Linked DNA regions of Homo sapiens: region 1 is linked to region 2. A link is a loop called in an ENCODE intact Hi-C map of the cell type or tissue named here. Cell type or tissue: OCI-LY7. All regions are shown on one strand. Links, peaks and the distances in the headings refer to the core of each region. The heading gives the core; the rest is flanking DNA.

Region 1 (8,781 bases), core at 2,358-7,357, 140 kb before region 2:
TCAAGAGGATACTACTCAATGACACTCAATGACATCACACTCGTCATCTGACTCAGAAGAAGAGCTTTCATCTGTGTGAAAATCATCACTTGAAGTTGTTGCATAACCTCCATTAATGCCAACAAACTGAAGATTCTTTTTCATGCCATTTGAATCTTTGTTACCATCTTTCTTCTTCATAATGGGCTCCAGTGTACTTTCATTGTTTGTGCATATGGAGGCCAGCGGCCATCTGGTTGTCTGTCAGGTTCACTAGAGACCATGTCCTTTCCTGAGCGGGGAAGGCATCCTGGCTGCTGACCAGCTTTCCTTCTGAGATCCCTACCTCTGAGCAGCCTTCTTCCTGATACAGATACTTTACTAATGTAGATTTCCTTTCTAGATGTACATTTCCTTGTAAAAAGGACAGCTTTTTAGAGCCATTCCTGTGTCTGTAGTTTCTCTGAATAATCAGCTCGAAATATGCCAAAGAGGTATATTTTTGGGTGGCACATTGTGGTCTCCTCCAGTCATATTTTGGGATGGTGTGGGCCGAGCCCCAGCAGAGGCAAAAATAAGACTTAAAATCACGTAGGACTTTTATCCATCAAGGAAGACCTGGTTCTCCTCCTCTTGGCTAAGTCAAGAATTGCCTGTGCTACTTAACCAGATTCTTTTTAGATGAACTCTCTGTGACATACTTTTCCAGGAGCATTGCTGCTTTGTCATATGGGGAGCCCATCAGTGCTATAAATCTGATGGCAAATTTTTCTAAACCTGGACACACACTTCTAGAAGGTTTCTTGCTATCTCTCTGCCTGCATTTTTTTTTTTTTCTGGCCATGGGATTGTGACTGCCTGTTTGTAAAGGGCAGTGATGGGGGTGTGAGGAGGGGAAGGCTGCTGGAGGAGGTAGCTCTTATAGTGGACAAGGGGGGTTGGTAAATACATACCATACTAGTTTTCTGGGGCTGCCATAACAAATCACCACAAAACGGATGGCTTAAAACAAGAGAAATTTATTCTCTTACAGTTTTGGAGGCCAGAAGTCCAAAATCAAGGTGCTGGCAAGGCCATGCTCCCTTCAAAGCCTGTAGAGGAGGATCATTCCTTGCTTCTTCCTGGTTTCTTGCTTCATCCTTGCTTCTTCATTCCTTGCTTCTTCCAGGCCTTCCTTGGCTTGTGGCAGCAGAGCTCCCACTGCCACCTCTGTCTGCACATGGGCACTCTCTCCCTGTGAGTCTGTCTGTTAACATGGTGTTCTTCATCAGGACACCAGTCATATTGAATTAAGGACCCATCCTACTCCAGTATGACCTCATCTTAACTAATTACATCTGCAACCACCCTATTTTCAAGTCAGGTCACATTTACATGTATTAGGGGTTGGGACTTCAACATGTTTTTTTTCTGGGGACACAATTCAACCCATAATAAAGCAGGCCAGCACCCACCCCCCTCAGGTGGAGAGACACTGAGGCACATATTCTGCACTGCCTCCCAGACTTCCTCTGTGGATCATGCCCCAGGTGCCACAGCAGTGACCTGCCCAATAATGCAGCCTTTATTGGCTGCCTTTACCTTTTCCACTGCCCACTGGTGACCCTGCTGGTGTTTCCTGGGATCATCTCTCATATAAACTGCTTGTTTTCAAATACTTGTCTCAGGGTTTGCTCCTGGGGGACCCTGACCTAAGAAACTATCCAAAGTCAAGGCTTATATTATGCCAAATAGTATACCTGCACTTGCAACCCCTTGTCTTAATATATCCTGATACAAGATACTGGGAAATGCTCAGCATGTACTCACATGCACAGAGTACAATGTCTCTTCCTTTTTTCCTATCACAGCCCAGCAGAAAACAAAATCCTTTCCTAAAGAGAGATTCAGGGGCCCAAGGTGAAAAATGATTTACTGTCTATAGGAGAGAAAATAAAACCCAGCAATACACCAAATGCCAGCCTGGCAAATCTCACACACACACACACACACTCACACACTGGGCACTGCTCACGAGGAAAGCTGCTGGAAGCTAGAGTGCAATGCATATGGCACCCCCCAGCTTCCCCCTGGCATCTGCCTTGTTGAGGTTCTGCACATTAGTACATCTTTTCATTTTAGTTTGCAAACACCCCAGGGGAGGGAAACGTGAAGGTGTAGATGGTCTATCAAAGATGAAGGAGACATCCAAGAGAATCCCACCCAATACGTGCTGCTCAGACGGTACAATTAGGATCTTGGGGATGTCACCATTTCTTCAGGAAGAAGTGAAGAACAATCTAGTCCACTGTTTTTCCCACTTTTAATCAAAATAATTTATGTCCATTGTAAAAACATTAAGTAGTCCTGAAAGGCTTATAAATGAGGATTATGGGTTGAATTTTGTCCCCAAAATGAAGAAGTCTTAACCACTGGCACCCATGAATGTGACCTTATTTGGAAATCAGGTCTCCGCAGTTAAGATGGGGTCATTAGAGTTTCTAGTATTATTGGTGTCCTTACAAGAAGACGGAAATTCAGAGACAAACACACACACAGAGGAGAATACCATGTGGAGACAGAGGCAGAGACTGGAGCTATGCCTCTTCAAGCCAAGAAATGCCTGGGTTACCAGATTTTTCTGGTACGGTCAAGGAAGGATTCTGCCCTAGAACTGTCAGAGGGAACACTGCCTCTGCCAACAATTCAGTTTCAGACTTCTGGCCTCCAGATATGCAATAGAATACTTTTCTGTTGTTTTAAGCCACTCAGCTTGTGGCACATTGTTATGGCAGCCCTAGGTATCTAATACAATGAGAAACAATGGCCTCAGTGCCCCATCCTCCAAATCTGTGTGCAGATGCAGCCACCTGTAATTTAACTTTTAGATTTATTTTCTTATTTGAATATATTGTCATGATTTATAATATCATGACAAGTTTATCGAGAAGGAGTTATAACACAGAGCTGGGACAGGAGGAAAGAAAGGGTCCTATTATTACAAAATGAAAATACACACCATGCCACTGTAAAACATAGTATAATCAGGAGGCCGGGTGGGTGGTTCACCCCTGTAATCCCAGCACTTTGGGAGGTCGAGGCAGGCAGATCACCTGAGGTCGGGAGTTGGAGATCAGCCTGGTCAACATGGTGAAACTCTACTCTACTAAAAATACAAAAAAATAGCTGGGTGTAGTGGCAGTTGCCTCTAATCCCAGCTACTCGGGAGGCTGAGGCAGGAGAATCACTTGAACCCAGGAGATGGAGGTTGCAGTGAGCTGAGATCGTGCCACTGCACTCCAGCCTAGGCAACAAGAGCGAAACTCTGTCTCAAAACAAACAAACGAACAACAAACACATAATATAATCAGGAGATTTCAGGTGCTGAAATAATTAATTAATTGCAGTAATTACAATTCTGCAGTCCAGGATCCTGACACTCACATATATGACAGGCTTCACTGAGAAAGTATCTGTTGATGAAAGACCTAAAGAAAGGGTGTGAGCCATGTGGACACCTGGGGCAAGGACATTTCAGGCAGAGGGAATAGTAGGTGCAAAGGCCCTGGGTCAGGAATGTGTTTGGCATGTTTGAAGAAGAACAAGAGGCCAGAGTGGGAGACTGTCGTAGGAGGTGAGCTTAGAGAGGCAGCAGGGGCCAGGTCACGCAGGGCTCTCTGTAGGTCCTGGTAAGGACTTTTGTTTTACAATTGGAGAGTTCTCAACGGATGACTGATAGGATTTGCTTTATGTTTATAACAACACTGGCTGCTGGGTTGAGTGATGGCTGTAGGGGAAGTGAAGGCAGAAACACAGAAACCAATAAGGAGGGCACTGTAATGACCCTGGTGGGTCATTGTGATGGCAGGGTCCAAGGTGGTGGCACTGGGAATGGGGAGAAGTGGTAGAATTCTAGATCTATTCTGGAGACAGAGCTGACACGTAGGGCTGCTGGTTTTGGTGTGGCATGAGGGAATGAGAGGAGAATACCAAGGCTTTAGGCCTGAGCATCTGGGAAAACAGATGGGGAGACTGCAGGAGGGACTGGTTTGGAAGGGTAGAGATGGGGAGCTCAGATTTGAACTTGTTAAGTTTGAGACGTGAATAGATACCCAGCAGAGGTGTTGAGCTGGGTATATGAGCCAGTGCTGGAGGAAAAGGCCTGTGTTGAAGACTGCATGTGGGAGTCATCATCATAGAGACGGTATTTAAAGCCTTAAAACTGGGTGAGATCACCTAGAGTTATATAAATGAGTGAAAGATGGCCTCTGTTTATTGGCTCATAGATTGTTTATTTCTTCATTGCAGGCTGACACTGATTACTGCAGAAGCCAAACTCAAATTTTTACACATCCAATTATTTTAAACAAATTTTATGCCAATTTTTAGCCATTCAGGGCCTTGCTGGTACATACCCGGTGAAACTATACCCAGCATCTGTTGGCCATTGATAACATAGAGCCTTGTGGTTATAAGACCTTAAGTGCGATGTTAATCCCAGCACTTTGGGAGGCCGAGGCAGGCAGATCGCTTGAGCTCAGGAGTTCAAGACCAGCCTGGGCAATGTAATGAAACCCTGTCTCTACTAAAAATACAAAAATTAGCTATATGTGGTGGCATGCGCCTGTAGTCCCAGCTACTTGGGAGGCTGAGGTGGGAGGATCACTTGAGCCTGGGAGGTGGAGGTTGCAGTGAACTGAGATCATGCCACTGCTCTCCAGCCTGGGTGACAGAGTGAGACCCTGTCTCAGAAAAATAAAGCCAAAAACAAAAACACAAACCTCAAGCCGTCCCTGTCCTTCGGAGCTCTCTGACCCAGAGACTCCCCTCTGTACTGCTGTGCAACACCACCTAGACACATAAGCCTTGTTTCTGACTCTCCCCTCCCTCGGGGGTATCCTTGCCTTTCCTCCTCTCCTTCTGAGTAGCAACACCTGTAGTGTGTGCTCTTTGCACAGACTCTTGCTCTAAGGGACATCCCCCTACCCCTATGCAAACCTGTCAGAGTGTCACCATCACCAATAAAATATGTGTGTGCTGCTGCCATCTCATGGTCATGTCTTTCTCTTTGATCAGTCCCCAAATCCTCCAAACACCCTAGGGAGTTAGTGTAGACAAGAAAAGGAAGAAGTGCAAGTGCTGAGCCCTGAGGCATGCCAATGTTTAGAAGTTTCAGAGATGAGGAAGAACCAGTAAGAGAGATACAGAAAGAAAGGCTGGAGAGGTAGGAGGGAAACCAGGAGAGAGTGGTGTTCTAGAAGCCAAGGGAGGAAAAGCCTGGCAAGGAGAGGGATGGACGGTGTCAGACACTGCTGATAGGTCCAGCGGACCGAGAAGGAGCTCTGGATGTCACACTACTGTCCATTGTTGCTTGCTGCCCACACCAAACCTGCTTCCCACTGTGGCTGCTCCAAAGGGCTGCTCTCCCGTTTCCACCAGTGCCACAATCCGTCTCATCACGCCACTGAAATCAGTGATCAGCAAAGTTTTTCACAAAGGCCCAGAGAGCGTGTATTTTAGGCTTTGAGACCATATGGGCTCTATCACAATTATTCAACTTTGCCACAGTGTGAAAGCAGCCATTGACAATACATAAACAAATTGAGAGTGGCTGCGTTCCAATAAAACTTCAGTTTGAATTTCATGTAATTTTCCCATGTCACAAATTTATTTTATTTTTTATTTTTATTTTTTTTACTTTTCCGCTTCAACCACTTAAAAATGTAAAAATCTTTCGTTACAGGCCATACAAAAAACTTGTAGTGGGCCAGATTTGCTGCCCGCTGATTTAAATTAATCATATTCTTTCTTATTTTTATCTCCTTTCTTGAATCTGTCACCATATGACTTTATTTATTTATTTATGAATGACAGAGTCTCACTCTGATGCCCAGGCTGGAGTGCAGTGGTGTGATCTCAGCTCACTGCAACCTCTGCCTCCTAGGTTCAAGTGATTCTCCTGCCTCAGCCTCCCAACTAGCTGGGATTACAGGTGCCGCCACCACACCCAGCTAATTTTTGTATTTTTAGTAGAGAAGGGGTTTCACCATGTTGGCCAGGCTGGTCTCAAACTCCTGACCTCAAGTGAGCCACCCTCCTTGGTCTCCCAAAGGGCTGGGATTACAGGTGTGAGCCACCAAGTCTGGTCTATATAATTATTTAATTTAATTTAATCTAGTTTATAGCTCCTATTTTGTGTCACTCACAGGTGACAGGAGAGCACTGAGAGGTCACTACCCACCTAAGCATTTGATTAAGGAAAAGTATTCCCAAAAGGCAAAAGAATGCCTGCTATCATTTCCCCTGGATTAATTTCTCCACTCTTTAAAGTTTGTTGGCTTAGAATTATAACACTATGTAGACCAAACATCCAACAGATTGACCTACCCCTCTTTCAAAACAAAATATCCACAGCACCTTGTTACCTGTCAAAGCAAAAATGAAATGTCAAAATCTTTCCAGTCTTGTTTTAATGATATCTCAGCTAAGAGTAAAAAAAAAAAAAAACAAAAACAAAAAAGCCCCAGGTTATTAATAGAACTGTAAAAAGGGCCTTCCAAAAGGAGTGGGTAGAGTATGATATTCATTTCCTATGCTTCAAAGATCTTGCCCTTTCTCATAAAAACTCAGATAGCTGTGGGTGCCTAGTAAAGGTTAATACGGTAGTTGAAAGGTTACTGGTTGCTTTTTAAGTAGCTATTCAGGGACTTACCTCTCTCACCATCTGACCTGTGCTACATAGTTAAGTTCAAGGAAAATTATAATCCTTTTTACAAAAATTAATACTAGCCTAGAGGCAACATCATATTTCAAGTTATTAGATACACTCTGTTCCTTTCTAGCACTGCACTTAAAGGCATTACAAAATCAGGATAAAGTGAATCCTGATCATGGATTTTTAGGACATGCGTTTTAGTATTTAGTACTGTTCTTGCAATACTTACAACCAACACTTTAAAACAACATGCAAACACTCCATTTTTTTTTCCCAAAGCTTCACTATGTATTGAGAAAAGGCTATTTTTGGCTTTTCAATATACAACCAATGCATGAATGATTGCTCAGTATTTGCTTCATACAATTTGAGTGTACCTTTAAGCTAAAAAATGCCCTGTAATGGGTGCCATGCTATATTGCCAAGTACCCTAGTCCAGTGGAGGAACAGGATGGATGTTACAGAATGATTTTTGTCTTTGACTTCTTGATTGCCATTCATTAAAGTGCTATTCTACATAACTCCTCTGGTGGCTGGATGTCCAAAAATCATAAAATTATCCGTTCATCTGCTCCAAAGGTGAATGTCCATTTTAAACACAAGACAAAAACATCCTGTATTTAGCTGTACCCATGATGTGCATGCACACAGTCGTGGTTCCCAGTGGGCGGTTCCTGGACCAACAGCACCAATATCACCTGGAAACTACTTGAAATGCAAATGCTCTGTACCACTCCAGAAGTACTGAAATCTTATTCTGTGGGGTGGAGGGCCCAGTGGCCTCTGCTTACCAAGCCCTCCAGGGGAATCTAAGTTTTCCAATGCTAAGTTTGCAAACCACAGAATTCAATCATCTGTACGCAGATTAAGTAAACTATATGAATGAGAAAAAAAAAAAATACAGATTAACTTATGCTGTTGGCATTGGTAAGATGAGTTCACAAGGTAACATGAGCATGCAGGGCCTTGGTAGCTCAGACCCCAGACCCCTTGCTCAAGAAACTCAAGAGAAAAGATTTAGGGAACGGAATGCAACTTGCAAACCAGTAACCAGGAGACCAGCCACTACTGATTCTAATCTATGCAGTTTTCTGTTCTCCTTGTCCAAACTTGATTAGCTACATGTGTGTGTGACACCAGCTTGCAACACACTCCGTGAGGTGCCAATCCAGGCATGTCCTCTACAATAGACAGACCACGTCACAATCGGCCGAAAGCCCACAGGACATCACTGACTGCATCACTGTTAGAAGAATCACAGTAGGAAACATTTTCATTTTTATTTATTTTTTGAGACAGTTTCACTCGTCGCCCAGGCTGGAGTGCAATGGCGTGATGTCGGCTCACTGCAACCTCTGCCTCCCGGGTTCAAGCGGTTCTCCTGCCTCAGCCTCCCAAGTAGCTGGGATTACAGGCGTTAGCCACCACGCATGGCTAATTTTCTAATTTTTAGTAGAGATGGGGTTTCAACATGTTTGTCAGGCTGATCTTGAACCCCTGACCTCAGGTGATCCGCCTGCCTGGGCCTCCCAAAGTGTTGGGATTACAGGCATGAGCCACTGTGCCCGGCCGACATTTTTATTCTTTAATAGCAATTAGGATAAAGGACTCAAAATTGTACTTAGTAATCACATTGGCATAGCACATGCTATTTGGAAAAAAAATTTTTTTTCTGAGATGTTCCTTGCTGTATGATACAGGCCTATTCTATGACAGGAGCAACGCAAACGATGACCATGTTCCAGTGAGCAAGACTCAATCTCTCAAATGAACAAGAGCCTTGGCTGATTCTAAACACTTTCTTTGCTACAGCACATGATCAAATGATTAGAGTTTTTCAGAGCTTAGAAAGGGTAACCATCTAATCATGACAGAGTTCTTCAGCATTAATAATCAAGAAAGGCACTTTAGGGACATTTGACAAGGAATGACACTAATACAATGAGAATTGGTCTAAGTCCTGCACAAGACTTTGATACAGTTCAAATAGACTGCACACTCTTTCTGTCCCCATGTGTACATACATATTCATACAGGTGGTACAATCTATGTCTCCACTTGCATGTGTATGTATATATCTGTGTATATATAAATATATGTGTGTATAT
Region 2 (8,781 bases), core at 1,180-6,179:
CTCCTGCCTTGGCCTCCCAAAGTGCTGGGATTACAAGGTGAGCCACTATGCCCAGCCCCCAAAAATAAATCTTGTGAGTTAAAAATAAAATTTTAAAGTGATTTTAGAAGACAGATATTATAAAATATCTTGACTTCTTGTATTAAATGAGTTTTCAAATTAAAGCTTCCTCATTTCCTTACTTTTCTGACCGTGGGACTAAAAATGAAACTTTCCCAAAATTAAGCACGGTGGCTCACGCCTGTAATCCCAGCACTTTGGGAGGCCGAGGCAGGCGGATCACCTGAGGTCAGGAGTTCAAGACTAGCCTGACTAACATGCAGAAACCCCGTCTCTACTAAAAAAAATACAAAATTAGCCAGGCGTGGTGGTGCATGCCTGTAGTCCCAGCTACTCGGGAGGCTGAGGCAGGAGAATCGCTTGAACCTGGGAGGCGGAGGTTGTGGTTAGCTGAGATCACGCCATTGCTCTCCAGCCTGGGCAACAAGAGTGAAACTCCATCTCAAAAAACAAAAACAAAAATTAAAACAAAGAAAAAAACAACAACACTCTAAGCACCTCATTTCTCTGGCTCCCAGACCTTTTTGGTCCAGCCTCTCCTCCCACAGCTAACTGCTCTTAATGCCCCTGGTTCTCTCTTACTGGTATGAGCCTGAGCTCAGGAACGCCTGCTCTGGAGCTAGGGTAAGGGGCATTTCAAGGCTGGGCAAGGCTGGGAAGGAAGGGTGGGGTTTGCTGGGTTAAGCTTAGTGGCTTCTGGAGTCAAGACAAACACTGCTCATTGGCAGTGTGACCCTGGGCAAGTTCACCTTCTGAACCTTTCTCCTTTGTAGAGGAAGCCATTTCTACCCTCTGTGGGCTGACAGGAGAATTGCACAAAGGGATATCTATAAACTGCATGTCACTAAAGCAAAGTGCCCTCAACACTCAGCCATCAGAATCAGAGGCTTCTGCTGTTCTATTGCCGCTGGGGATCTTTGCTTGCTGGTGTGTGTGTGTGTGTGTGTGTTTTAATATAGAACTGGAAAGAGACAAAAGAGCTCATGATAAGGCAGGATATGCCAGGAAATCTGTGACCAAGTCAGTGAGAAAGGAGTTGAAACCAGCGGGTAAGTGAGGTTTCTAAGGGGCTCTCTGAGGACCCCTGGAATCTGCCACTCCCCACACCACGGGAGGGAACGACCCGGAATCTTGGCGCTGTGAGGAGAGACACATGTTAGACCTCAGAGTTGCAGTCCCTTTTCATAAGAGAGGAAAAAGTCACCTTTTTGGAGACAGTAGGTTGGAGAGGACACAACAGGACCGTACTCAAATCCATATAAATCTTTTACTTAAAAGTCATATAAAAGAATAAAAAATGCAGATTTCTGAATCAACTGTAGATAAGGAAGCAAATGATGTTGAAAGGTGCCCATTAATTTAAAATTTCATCATAGGAATTTGGGTGACCTTTTGCACTCAGTATTAAAAAAAACCATCAAGTTGCTCTTTGGAACAGTAGCATTTAGGTTTGTTTTTTTTTTTTTTTGTCACACTTGTTTATTTCTTTGGGATGTTGCTGTGTGTCATGGAAGAAACGCTCCCCTGAAAACTGTAACCAAACAAAGTTTGGTTAAAACAAAGTTGGTTCCTTTGTTTTCATGGAAATGTCAGACAACTATGAAAAGCTAAGGAAGCATGTTGAACTGAAGGTCTGGCTTTGGTAAATTAGGCAGAGATGTTCTCAGCAGCAAACAGGTAAAATCTGACATCGAGAAGCATTATTTTAATGTAGGACCAGTTATAATCTTAAAGAACTGACTAGGTTCTAAAATAATAGAACTGAGAAATAGGACTGAGAAATGACCAACATCAAGTATATACGGTACACTTAGCACTTGTTTCTATAGAAAACATTTCAAATCAAGTTCTTTATGATGTGAACCAGATTTTCCAAATGCCTAAACCACTTCTGAGCTTTAAGCAAGGCCTCAGAAATTCAGCGGGTGCCTGGGAGGCTTCATTCACATTCACCTCTAAGGAGAGGCTAAAAGAGGAATTTCCAGATGGCAGCTACTGGCTCAGAACCAGGGGGTCCCTTGCCAAGTCTGTCTCTATGTGGCTCCCGGAATTGCTGAGGTCTCACTTCTCAGAGGGCTTTGATGGAAAATAAAGCAACAGCTGACGCTCACGGGCCTCGGAACTCTGGCCAGGCTCCCTGAGGGGTGCATCCTAGGAGAACTGAAAAATGGGATTGGAGCTTTTGCCTTATCCTTACACCCCAAGTTCTTTGTGTGGCAGAACATCTATGAAAAAATAATAAAATATTGTCTGATATTTCCCTTTACTTCTGGTATTGCTTTTGACCTTCTCAAAACCCACCCCTCCCACCTCTAACAAACCAAAATGGAAAATGACAATTCAGGCAGCTGTTAATTGGCTCACTCTCTCAAGGCAAGCACTGTCTCAAGGCAGTCTCAAGGCAGAGATGACACAGCAAAAAACAGAGGGGGAGAAAAAAGTCTATTATTGGCTTGTGATTTACAAAAGCCAAAGTCCTTTAGATAAAAGGCCAGGAGTCGTACCAACATAGATACCAAATCCAGGAGAACACAGACCAGCGATAAGAGGGACGCTTCCCCATGACCCAGACCAGCCTAAAGCCCCTGTGGGGGCAGCCAGTGGGGAGCTGTCAGACCTTGGACATGGTGGTCTTTGAGAATGGGTCTGCCCTTCTCTCCCTGACCAGTTGGGATAGACACCTGACTGGAATCCTTGACACTGGCAGGTGTTTCTATGAACAGAGAGGACTGTGCCTGTCTTCCTGAATCCCAACCCAGAGTAGAAGCAGTGGAGACATGGATCTGGGTTGAGAAATGGGTTTTCCTGTCCCCCTGTGTCACCCACATCTTCACAAAGGACTTACAGGTGGCTGAGAGATCTGTAGGAATGGAATGGGGCTTGCAGGTGGCCCCAGAAATCTGAGGAGACCAATGACTAAGACCAGATGTGGGTCAGTGGTCATCTTGGCAGGTATCACTGTGGACAGATGACACTGAGGGCCACTCCTCTGACCTTGGGTTGTCAACTGCTACCTGGTAGCCCCACCCCTCCCCTTTCTACCCCTAGACCTTGGCCTCCAGGGAAAAAGTGTGTGTAGGAACTCCCTCTGCCATTTTGAAAAGACAGGAGCTAAAAGCAGTTCCATGAAGGACAGGCGTTTCGTTTCATACCTGAGTTTGTGAAATAAGAGTTGTTCTTGCTACACGTGATTTTTACCTTTCTGTCTTCTCCATTGACTTAGTAATGAGACAGATCAGCACGAGGATAACTTGTAGCCATACACCTGGCAGGTTCTGCAAGTCAGAGAACTGTAACCACATGCTGGGCCTTAGAGCAATCTTAGGGCACCTGCTTTTCTCCTGCCTACCCATTTTATAGAAAAAACAAGAGAGGCTCCTTCCGTGGCTGGTAGCACAGGGCAAAGTAAGGAAAGGGATGTGCCAGCAGTGGGTTTGAATGAGGATCTGGGTGACCAGCGGTGAATGTATGTTGTCTGTTAGTCCAGAATCTACATGCTGGGCACGTTAGGGATCCCTCTGGGGAGGGGCGCCTTTGGCTTGCCTTGTTGGTGTGAGCCGAGCACGCGTGCTTGTTTCAATCCTGACCGCCGGTCAATTTGTGGAACAAGTCCTCATCGAGTGTTTCATTCTGGTCCTTGGAGCGGGTGGACAAGAAAATGTAGCCGCCAATGTACTCGTGCACAATCTTGCAATCTGCACTCAGGCAGGTGAAAGCAGTAAAGACGTTTTGGTCAAACTCGATGACCACCTGGAAGAGGAAGGCACAGAGAAGCTTAAACTCTGACAAGGAATGATGAAAAAAAAAGTGCTTTGCTGGACTGGCCCCTGGAGCTGAGGGCTGCTGAGGTGGATAACAGATGGATATCCCTCTAAAACACACAGAAAACCATCACTTCCATTAAACGCTTCCAGAAAACATCTTTGCTCTCTTTGCGCCCTCTGGTGGTGTCGACTTTGCTGCACGTCTGGTTAAAAAAACTCCCAACACATTTTCTGTCTACAGTTTAGATACAAGGATTTTGCCCAAGCACTCTCTGTCTCCCTGTGTTGAGGGGCAGGGTGCTTCGCAGGCACTTTATTTTTATTTTTATTTTTTTTTTGAGATGGAGTCTCTCTCTGTCACCCAGGCTGGGGTACAGTGGCACGATCTCGGGCCACTGCAACCTCTGCCTCCCAGGTTCAAGCGATTCTCATGCCTCAGCCTCCCAAGTAGTTGGGATTACAGGTGTGTGCCACCACACCTGGCTAATTTTTGTATTTTCAGTAGAGACGGGGGTTTCACCATGTTGGCCAGGCTGGTCTTGAACGCCTGACCTCAAGTGATCCATGCCTCGGACCCCCAAAGTGTTGGGATTATAGGCGTGAGCCACTGCACCCGGCCTGCAGGCTCTTTAATGAATAAAAGTCTGCCTGAATTTTCCTACAGCCACTGCCCGGAACCCTTTCCTAGCTGCAAGTCATAAACTCTAAGCACTAGAAGAAAGACTTAGAGACTTTGCTGGTTCACAACCTTGGCTGCCCATTGAAATCACTTGTGGACCTTTAAAAATTACTAATGGTTCGTTCCTCCTCCCAGAGATTCAGATTTAACTGGCCTTGGGTGTGGTCTAGGCAGTGGTGTTTTAAAGCTCCCCAGGTGATCCTAATACGCATCAAGGCTTTAGAGCTACCGCCTTAGAGGTCATCTAATCTCTGAACTTGATTTTACAAATAAGCACCCAGATGATTATCAACACTGCTGAGAGGAAGTCAGGGTTCTTAACAAATGTGTGGGTCTCTTACCATCCCTCTACGTCAGTGACTTTCTATTGGAAAATGAGAATGCCAAAGGAATGAGGGAAGATTGAGTCTGTATCAGCAACATCTGAATGTTTTAATTAATTCAAGAATGAATGAAACAGGGTCTTGCTTTGTTACCCAGGCTGGAGTGCAGTGGCACAGTCACTGCTCACTGTAACCTCGAACCTCAACTGATCATCCCTGGCTGAGTAGCTGAAACTACAGGTGCACACCATCACACCTGGCTAGTTCAGCGTTTTTTTTTTTTGTTTTTTTTTTTTTTAATTTTCTGTGGAGACAGGGTCTCATTATGTTGCCCAGGCTGGTCTCGAACTCCCAGCCTCAAGTGATCCTTCCCACCTCGGCCTCCCAAAGCACTGGGCAGAATGTTTTAAATTAGCGGCAGGATGCTAAGCTGCCTCTAACTTCATCTGGAATTTTCCATGATACAGGCTTGGCCTGAACTTAGCTCCTAGGATGGGAGATGATGGGAGGCTGTAACATAGGCTAGGGGTTTGAGGGCTCCTGGTTTTAAGAGGTGAAGCTTTTCTCAGTCATCACTATGGACCTCACTTTCTTCTTCAGCAGTTTTTCCCTTTTGGGCCTGGAATGCTCTCCAGGTGAGCAACTGAATCTTCCAGTCCTCCATCGGGTTTCTTGGCAGCCAGTCAGATGAGGCTTTTTTTGGATTTATTTTGCATAGCAGTTACATCTCCAGTAGTTTCTCATAAGTAAGTATCAAGCTAAATCCTGTATAATCCTATGCTGAGTCAATGAAAATTAATGAAACTGCTCAGCGATTTCAGAACCTGTCTGTATTGAAAGTCTGCATGGAGACTAAGCCAACTTGCAGTGCTAATGCAAGAGCATTTGGCCTGTGCCTGTTAGGAAGCTGCCCAGAATTGCATATGATGATTTTAGCAGACAGACAGTTACCATATGCTTGTGGTTTCTTAGGTCTAAATAGAAGAACACCTTTTAAAACTCAGAATAATCTGCAATTCTGAGGGACACACATTTATAGGCTCAACACTGAAGAGCAAAAACTTTCACTTTACCTGCCGGGTTTCCCAGTTTACATTCCACTGTTTGATATTTGTGAATCTCCATGTTGTCACTGGAATCCCGGTGGCTGCATCAATTTTAATCAACCTGTTATATGAAACTCCCAGAATGTCATCTTTTTTGCTTCCTTTAAATCTGAAAAGAATCATAATATTAGTTAAGAGAAGCAACTGCTTCCTATAATACAATGTTCACTCACATATAACTTCTTAAAAATACTACCAGTATTTCTGAATCATTTCAGAGGAATGGACAATGAAGAATTAACTTTCTGCAGGGGGGCATTTTTATTGGGATATAGACAGCGTGAAAAAAGAATGAAGGCTATCCTGCAGATGGTCTTTAAGTAAAACTGACATCAGAGAGAAGAAAAATAAGATGGAATCAAATAAATTCATTCAAAATGATTACTGACTCTGTGTTGGGCACCCTTCTAGGCATGGGAGATATAGTAGTAAACTAAACGGATGGAAAATTTCTGACTGTGGGAGGGAGAAGATCATAAGTATGAGGTACATATGCCAGATAAGATGAAGGAAAATAAAGTTGGAAGGGCTACAGGGAATACTGGTAATAAGGTGGTTACAGTTTGAAACAGGGAGGTCAGTGAAAAGGTGACATTTGATCAAAAAATGGATATGCATGAGGATGTGAGCCGCGTGGATATCTGGGGAAAGAGTATTCCAGGCAGAGGGCACAGCCACTTAAAAAAATTTTTTTTTTAATGTGCTTAAGGACCTGCCAGGAGGCCCATGTGGCTGACACAGTGAAGGAGGGGAGAGAAATGTGAGTTCAAGAGCAAAGGTCTTGTAGGCCACTGTAAGGATCTGGCTTTTACTCTGAGTGAGATAAGAAATCCTTCAGATTTTGTGTGTGTGTGTGTCTTGTAGAGACAGGGTCTTGTTATGTTGCCCAGACTAGTCTTGAACTCCCGAACTTAGGCAATCCTCCTGCCTTTGCCTCCCAAAGTGCTGGGATTACAGGCATAAGCTGTCACACCTGTCCCAGATGGTTTTGAGCAGAGGCTTCACAAAATCTGATTTAGATTTTAAAAGGATCCCTCTGGCTGCTAAGTTGAAAATTTAGTGGGATCAGGGTAGAGGCAGGAACACCAAGCAGGATCACTCTGGACCGGCTCTGTGATGGTGGTGGTGGAGGAGGAGGCGGAAGAAGTGGTCGGATTCTGTGTGTACTTTGAAGGTAGAGTCACTAGGAGTTGCCTATGGGCAGGATGTTGGTGTAAGAGAAAGAGCAGAGTCAAGAATGACTCCAAAGGATTTGGCCTGAACATCTAGGGCGAGGAGTTGCCTTCTACTGAGATGAAGAAGTATGTAGCGGGGAGCCAGTTTAGGGGGAAGATCCGGAACTTTGGACATGTAAAGATGAGATGCTCATTAGATATCCAAGGGTCACTGGATTTATGAATCTCCAGTTCAAGAGACAGTTCTGGGCTCAAGATATATATTTCAGAGTAATTGGCATATAAATGAAGTCAAAAGAATGGCTGAACCCAAGAAGGTGAGTAGAGATTGAGAAGAGGAATGCTTTAAGAACTGAGGCCTGGCTGGGTGCAGTGATTCACATCTGAAATCCCAGCACTCTGGGAGGCCGAGGCAAGGGGATTACTTGAAGCCAAGAGATTGAGAGCAGCCTGGGTAACACAGTGAGATCCCATCTCCTAAAAGAAAGTTAGCTAGGTGTGGTGGCTCACAAGTCGCAGCTACTTGGGAGGCTGGGGTGAGAGGATCACATGAGCCCAGGAGTTTGAGGTTATAGTGAGCCATGATTGTGCCACTGTGACAGAGTGAGATCCTGCCTCTAATTAAAAAAAAAAAAAACCAAAAAACTGAGGACTGTGCACTCTGGTATTATAAGAGATTGGAAAGATGAGAAAGAACCAGCCAAGGAGACCAAAAGAACTGGTCAGTGAGGGAGGAGAAAAGCCAGGAAAGTCAGCTGTGTTGGAAGGCAAGTGATGCAAGTTGGCAAAGGGTAAGGGGTGACTCATTGTGTCAAATGCTGCGGAGAGGGTAGCTGGTGCAAGGACTGAGAGGCGACCAATGGACTCAGCAATGTGAAGGTCATGGGTGGCCAAGAGGTGACCTTGATGACAGAAAGTAGCAGGGGCAGTGGGGTAGGGAGGGAGAGAAAACCTAACTGGAGTGGTTTCAAGAGAGAATGGAAGCAAGGAATTGGAGGTAGTAGGTACGTACAATACATTCAAGAAGTTTTACTGCAAATTAGGGCAGAGCTTGGGGAGAGCAGCTGGAGGGGGTTGCAAGAAGGGGAAACTGATGTGAAAAATGATGCTGCAGGAGACAGAAAAGCATAATTTTAAAAGAATTCCTAGCTGAATATGTCACTTTTCACATCATTCTTATCTTCTGCATGTCACCCTTGGTTAAAATTTACTCCCCTGTTCTGGAATGTTTTCCACATTATTCCTTCATTTCACCACCTTAATGCTTAATATCACAAATTAACCCACTTCTTACTCCACCCGCTTCTCTCTAACCTATGGGAGTTCCCTGGGCTGCTCTCCATCATCCAGGGAGCGGTGAAGCAAGGACCTAGGTCTCTCGGGTGTGGGCAGATCCCGATTCCGCCAGACATCCTACACACAGCATGGCTGCTCCAGGCTTTGACTCTGACTGACCTTGGAAAAAGCAGATCTTCGCTACACCTGGGCCCACTGCCTCAAAGCCTCACCTCCATAAACAGGTGTTAGAGATAGAGGGAGGTGCAGGGGGAAGTAGCTGGTAAAGGAGGAGTTGTCACCGGAAAGTTGTTCAGGCCCACACCACGCTTCACCACGTATCAGGCACTTTGCTTGCAGGCTGCACTGGATTCTCTCAACACAGTAGGTTCGGAGAGC

Evidence for each region. Hi-C counts contacts between places; a loop is a spot of excess contacts. Peaks named below come from ENCODE experiments on the same cell type or tissue, not always from the same donor. Only the 100,000 strongest peaks of a DNase experiment are listed, where the experiment ranks them.
Region 1: a loop joins it to region 2, with 4 times the contacts of the local background. A loop is called at or near these places in 5 of 110 quality-filtered maps.

The regions. Positions count from the first base shown.
Region 1 is chr20:5,928,991-5,937,771 of GRCh38, forward strand. TRMT6 (tRNA methyltransferase 6 non-catalytic subunit) reads right to left here. Exons shown (of 11, transcript NM_015939.5): 11 at 8,238-8,781. It also overlaps the pseudogene KANK1P1. Among named protein-coding and RNA genes, the nearest start is that of TRMT6, 17 kb to the right of the region's middle. RefSeq lists a silencer at 4,958-5,007. In OCI-LY7, for the core only: CTCF peaks have their summits at 5,000 (motif pointing left) and 5,199; a DNase peak (open chromatin) is centred at 5,031.
Region 2 is chr20:6,073,537-6,082,317 of GRCh38, forward strand. It overlaps FERMT1 (FERM domain containing kindlin 1), which reads right to left. Exons shown (of 15, transcript NM_017671.5): 14 at 5,900-6,041; 15 at 1,309-3,810. The coding sequence ends at 3,637. Among named protein-coding and RNA genes, the nearest start is that of LRRN4, 24 kb to the left of the region's middle. RefSeq lists a silencer at 749-898. In OCI-LY7, for the core only: a CTCF peak has its summit at 4,009 (motif pointing left); a DNase peak (open chromatin) is centred at 4,005.